2 separate regions of the Homo sapiens genome follow, and region 2 is linked to region 1. The links are chromatin loops, found by intact Hi-C in ENCODE. Cell type or tissue: IMR-90. All regions are shown on one strand. Each heading gives the region's core, and the rest is flanking DNA. Links, peaks and the distances in the headings are about the cores only.

Region 1 (2,930 bases), core at 170-2,669:
TAGGACATTAAAGGAATATGTTGTCTTTTTTTCGGCCCTATTTTCAAGTTCTAGATAAACTATCCTGAACATTGCCTGTACCATCACAAAAAGCTTTTATTATTCTTGATAATGCATGTATACACGTGTACTTACACACACATAAAAAGATGATTTCATGTTTTGTGCTAAGAGCATTAATCTAACTTGTTTAGTTAATTGCTTTCTACAGTTTTTATAGTTAATTGAAGTTAGACATAGGCTTAATATGTTGCCTACATAAAGACCCATGGTTCTAATACTAATGCTACAATGATTTATATATTATTATACCAAATTCAGTGGTAGTTACTGTATGTAGTACATTGTATAGGTTCTGTTATATTTGGACTGATTTATTCACATGTAGATAGCAAGAACTGTTGTATCATAAACACTTTTATTGTATTTTCAGCAAAACTAGAGAGAAACTCACCTAATTAATTTCTGCCTGGAGGTTCTGTAAAGAATGTAAGCATCTAGGGTTGCATATTCAAGTCTTTATTATTTTAGATGTTTGTTTCTACTATTATTAGCTCATTTTTCCTGAGGCTAAGAGACTAAGAAGTTTTTCTCCACTAGGTTTTACCTGCAGTACCTATAACTGTAATGAACTTTGCCTCTGCAACATCCCCCAGTTCAGTAAGATTCCTGGCCTGGCAGGAAGTGACCTTCTTTACTGTCAGCTGAAAGCCACAGACCTCCTAAGAGGGCTTTGTAGGTATTGATTCCACATACAAAGCACAACCCTTGCTCCTTAATGGTGGGCCCTTCATAGCTGATTAAATGGGATTTATTATCCAACATGGCATTACAAACATGTCTGTGTTTTCCAACTGATCTGTCCATTTATATACTGGCAAAAGGACTGATTCCTAAAAATCCTGCATAAATAATTACACTGCCATAAAAGGTAAAGAGGCTCAATTCTGGTTGTTGTAATAATATCCATTCACTGTTTTAAATACTTTTGTAGACAAGGCAATTAGTATCTTACATATTTTCTGTAGGATCATTATAGATTATGCCAGAGATAACATCTTTCAGTATAGTTTGATTCTTTACAGATGAATTAAAACTTGGAAATTGTAAGATCTGATTTTAGTAGGATCTTACCTCTTTCTTTTGTGTCAAAGGTCAGTTATGACTTTTCTAAGCTTAACCTGAAATGAAACCACTCTTCTGAATTCTAGGAACCAGAGTCATTAACATCTTCAGGTTTCTCCGATGATTCGTTAGTTTAAAATATATATTAAAAATTCCAGTAGGATATTTTTACTTAATTTTCGGGGCCAGTGGGAATAAGTAAACATTCAAAGAGTGTTTCCTTTCAGTTTGCACAAATATAGCCTGCTAAACTGAGCATGAGAAATAGATCAAAAAGAAATAAAAAGGAAATCTTGTATGCTTATCAGAAAAACTAACATTAAAAACACTGCTAACAATGTTTTAAAACAAATAACCACACATAGATTCTCCTCATTGATTTTCCTCAGGCCTATTTAATTGATTTACGTTTTGTTGATCCTGTGTGAACTACTGTCTACTTTCATGAAGTTTTTCCTTCTGGATTAAAGTAGTCATGTAAAGCCTGACTCAGGCCTGTGGTAAGATTCTGATAGGTGCTGCTCATGTTGTTGATGTCAGCTCACCCTAAAAATTCTATACCCATGAGTCTTTTCCTTGCAGCTTTGGTAGTTAGGAGTGCTTGTTATAGTTCTCCTCTCTAAAACAGTAAGATGATCCTTCTTTGCTATTTCTTCTTGAAGGTCCAATTTCTGACCTATTGCTAGAAAAAAGAAAAAAAAATAGAGGTCTTCATGCAAGATGAGAGATGAAAGCATCTATTGACGTCAACAGTGAAAAATTGGGATAATTGTTTTTGAAGAATGAAATCAGGAAAATTATGAGGAAACAAACGAGTAAGCTATGTCAATCAAGAAGTGTAATAGAGTCCTAAAAAATAAAAGGACGAAGACTTTAAGGAATAACAAAAATATTGAAGCCTCAAATATGAAATCAGTCAGGAGATTTACTGGATAAAAAATGAAAGGTGAAAGTAATGAAGGAAAGTAATGACATCGAGGCCACTTAGAAGAAATAAGGTTATGGTTTGTGAAAATAGTTTCAGATTTGTTGGAAAATGAATTCTAAATATGTCAGCCAAGGAAGACTTTATACAATTAGGGATAACCTGTGAGCGTTAAGCAAGATTAAAAAATATTTTGAAAGGTGGCTATTCTAAAGCAGATGTGGAGCAGACAGTATTTCTGTTGATTGTAGCTCTAACAATCCCAAAGAGTGGTTTATTCATTGTGTTGGTGTTGACTTGGAAATTACCATGAAAAATGAGAAAAAGGGGAAAAAAGACATGTCAAAAATTACAGTTAAATAAAGCCATGTGACCTGCTCACTCATTTTAAGGAAACTCATTAGACCCCAAGGCAGGTTTTCTAGTTATTTTTAAATATTTTCCCTAATCTACTGTCCATTTGGCTGCTAACCTATGACTAGAAATCTGGCTAAGTACTCAATTACATTTTAGTGAAAAGTTTTCTAAACTAAAACAAATTTAGAAAAAAATCTAAAGACGAAAGACACTGTCATCCTTCTTTCCAAGATAATACATAGGAGGCCCATCAGCTCTGTAATAAGAGAGCCAAGAATAAATTCCAGTACTTGCCTTTTCTGTTTGTAGAAAACTCCACTGTGTGGGTAACCTAGCACCTGTCCATGCCCACCTCCGGAGTCTGCTTGTTCCCATGTCGGTACCTTTGTTCTTCTAGAAGACCTCACCTCACTCTCTGTGCTCATCCTAAATGCCATCTAACTGACAAGATTCAACTCCAATCCCACTGCCTCTGTGAAGTCGGTTCTCCTCCCTCTGGCTTTTACTCATCTCTGCTTTATGG
Region 2 (2,930 bases), core at 269-2,768, 52 kb after region 1:
TATATAATACTTCTACTTGATTAATATTATGTAGTAAAAAACATTTATATGCCAATACAATAAATAGGGCATAATTTCAATTTCATACAGACCTACACACACAAGTGACTCTCAAGGCTTGTGCTTATCACATGTACTTATTTGTTCTCTTTTGTTCTAAAACTACAACCATGAATGTGAATTCTTTTTACAACCAGAATCACACACAAAAAATAAAAATAAATAAATCCAGCATCTAAGAACAGATTTGAAAATTTTTGAGCTTAGATAAGTATATTCAAGAAAAAGCAAGGAGGGTATTACACAATATTCTGCTACATTTATCAGTCTTAGGATGTCATGGTTAATTCAGAAATATCAGAATTATTAGAAATTTTCTTTGGTAACTTGCCCAACTTCTTTATATTTCTGTAAATGTATCTATGTAGATGGTTAAGCATCTTGATTTAAAAGATAAACGGTTTCATCAATCACATAGAAGTTTCATTCACATAATTTCAAACATTCAGGTATTTGGAAATCTATTGATATTAAATGATGAGGTTTTCTTCTGATGATTCCTTTTGTCCTCCCTGACCATCCTGATTGGGAAATCCCCATTTCAGGCATTTGTGGAAAGAGGGCTGTGGCAGAACTCCAGAGAACAAGGGAGTCAATTCTTAGCTTTTGAATTCAAAATAGAGTTTTGTTGAGGAGGTTGAAAGAAAGGGCTTATGTGTATGCCACAAACAATAGTTTGGGGAAGAATGCTGTGCAATCTGAGAGCCAGTTTTCCTGCCTTTGACTTGCAGTAAGATTCCCTAGGCTGAGAGAGAAGGTGTAGGAAAGGAAGCGATACCATTAGGTATGAGGAAAGATGGGAGTGACAATAGTAAAACTCAGGTTAGAATGAATATTGGAAAGTAGAGGAGACCAGGGCTTCCCAAGGGGATATGTAGCAGCCCCTCGGAGACTGTAGCGAGACTAGACAGGGTGGAGGGGTAAAAGGGCCAGGAGGAACTGGTACATGCACCCACGCAGCCCACAGCACCAGAATGGCAGGAGACATCATCTGAAGGGGGCAGGGGTGGACCCAGGTCTTGGGGAACCTGAAGCTTATAGAATTTGAGGTATGCATTTTAGGAAAAAAGATAAAAGTATAAATAATACATTTAGAAATGGGTGCGAATATTTATTGACGTTGAAAATAGATCACAACAAATTATTAACTTTAAAAAGCTGACAAATACCATTAACATCACAAAATCTTGAAAAGCAGCATAATGTTTTTGTTAATAAACTGACATGTCCTTTATAATAATTTATTTTTACGGTTCTTGACTTCATGTACATTCATTGCCTTTTCCTATGACACATCTTTTAATGTTATTTCTATATCTTTCTATACAAAGATATATATCTCTATACAAAGATAATTTAGTCTCTCCTGTACACACTTATTAAAATTAAAAAAAACATTTAAATTTGTTTTAAACCTTGGGGTTTGTTCAGTCAATTGAGGAACTTAGAATTTTATTTTTGGTTTACATTAGCAATTTTTTTAAATTTAGAATTCAATTCTAATTAAAATTAGAATGCTACTTTGGCTAAGGAGATCCCAAAGAAACCTGAAAAATCAGTTCTGGCCTGACTGGAAGGGAGGTTGGACACATCTCATTATGCCCCCTTTCTTTGGAGTCTGGGCACAGCAAACAGCATTAACATAAAAGTAGAGATCATAAGACTGACAAAACAGACTCTTTGTAGCAATAAGATACCAAATTCCAACCTGACTCCGGTATGGCATCACATGACAGATAGCAGACCCAGAAAAAAAATCAAGATATTTTACCCCAAAATATATTTCTTTGACATGTTTTGAAATGGCCCTGCAAAGCGATGTCTTGTAGTGGAAATTTGCATTCTGCAGAGAATCTCCTTCGCTTTCTAGGTCTTTTCCTGATCTAGGCAGGATTTCACTAAGAGTCTGACACCCGTTAAAGTCCAAAAAGAGTCATTTATCATTTATCATCTATTATCTCTGAAGCCTCCTGCTTAGAGGCTGTATCTGCCTAGTGAGAAATTTGGCTTCTACAATCCCCCTTATTTTAACTCCAGCATTTCTTTTTGCTGACTTCAACTCTTTAGGCAAAGAGTTTTAACCAATTGCCAATTAGAATACCACTGAATACACCTATGATCTGTAAAGCCCCCTGCTTTGAGATGTTGCATTTCCAGGCTGAACCAATGTATGTATACTTTATATGTATTGATTTATTTTTGCCTGTAACTTCTATGATATGGGTTGGCTCTGTGTTCTCACCAAAATCTCATCTCGTGGCTGCCATAATTCCCATGTGTTATGGGAGGGACTCCGTGGGAGATGATTGAATTGTGGGGGCAAGTCTTTCCCCTGCTGTTCTCCTGATAGTGAATGGGTCTCATGAGATCTGATGGTTTTAAAAACAGGAGTTTCTCTGCACAAGCTCTCTCTTTGCCTACTGCCATCACATAAGATGTGACTTGCTCCTCCTTGGCTTCCACCATGATTGTGAGGCCTCCCCAGCCATGTGGAACTGTAAGTCCAATAAACTTCTTTCTTTTGTAAATTACCCAGTCTCAGGTATGTCTTTATTGGCAGTGTGAAGACGGACTAATACATTCTGTCTCCCTAAAATATATAAAACCAAGCTGTAACCTGACCACCTTGGGCACAAGTTCTCAGGACCTCTTGAGACAGTACTCTGAGCTGTCATCGTTCATATTTGGCTCAGAATAAATATTTTACAGAGTCTGGCTTTTTTCATCAACACTAATGTGATGTCACATACACATATACTTGCTATTACAATACTGCTATAGATCTGTGTTCTACAAGGAATTCTGATAATAAGAATTCTGATTAGTTTTATTTTCTCAAGTTCCATCGAAATGAAAAAATGTAAGGTGTA

Evidence for each region. Hi-C counts contacts between places; a loop is a spot of excess contacts. Peaks named below come from ENCODE experiments on the same cell type or tissue, not always from the same donor. Only the 100,000 strongest peaks of a DNase experiment are listed, where the experiment ranks them.
Region 2: a loop joins it to region 1, with 3 times the contacts of the local background. A loop is called at or near these places in 3 of 110 quality-filtered maps.

The regions. Positions count from the first base shown.
Region 1 is chr11:95,658,003-95,660,932 of GRCh38, reverse strand. No RefSeq gene overlaps it. Among named protein-coding and RNA genes, the nearest start is that of FAM76B, 130 kb to the left of the region's middle. In IMR-90, for the core only: no CTCF peak of the experiment used is centred there; a DNase peak (open chromatin) is centred at 1,652; H3K27ac peaks cover 262 bases.
Region 2 is chr11:95,606,086-95,609,015 of GRCh38, reverse strand. No RefSeq gene overlaps it. Among named protein-coding and RNA genes, the nearest start is that of FAM76B, 180 kb to the left of the region's middle. In IMR-90, for the core only: no CTCF peak of the experiment used is centred there; no DNase peak of the experiment used is centred there.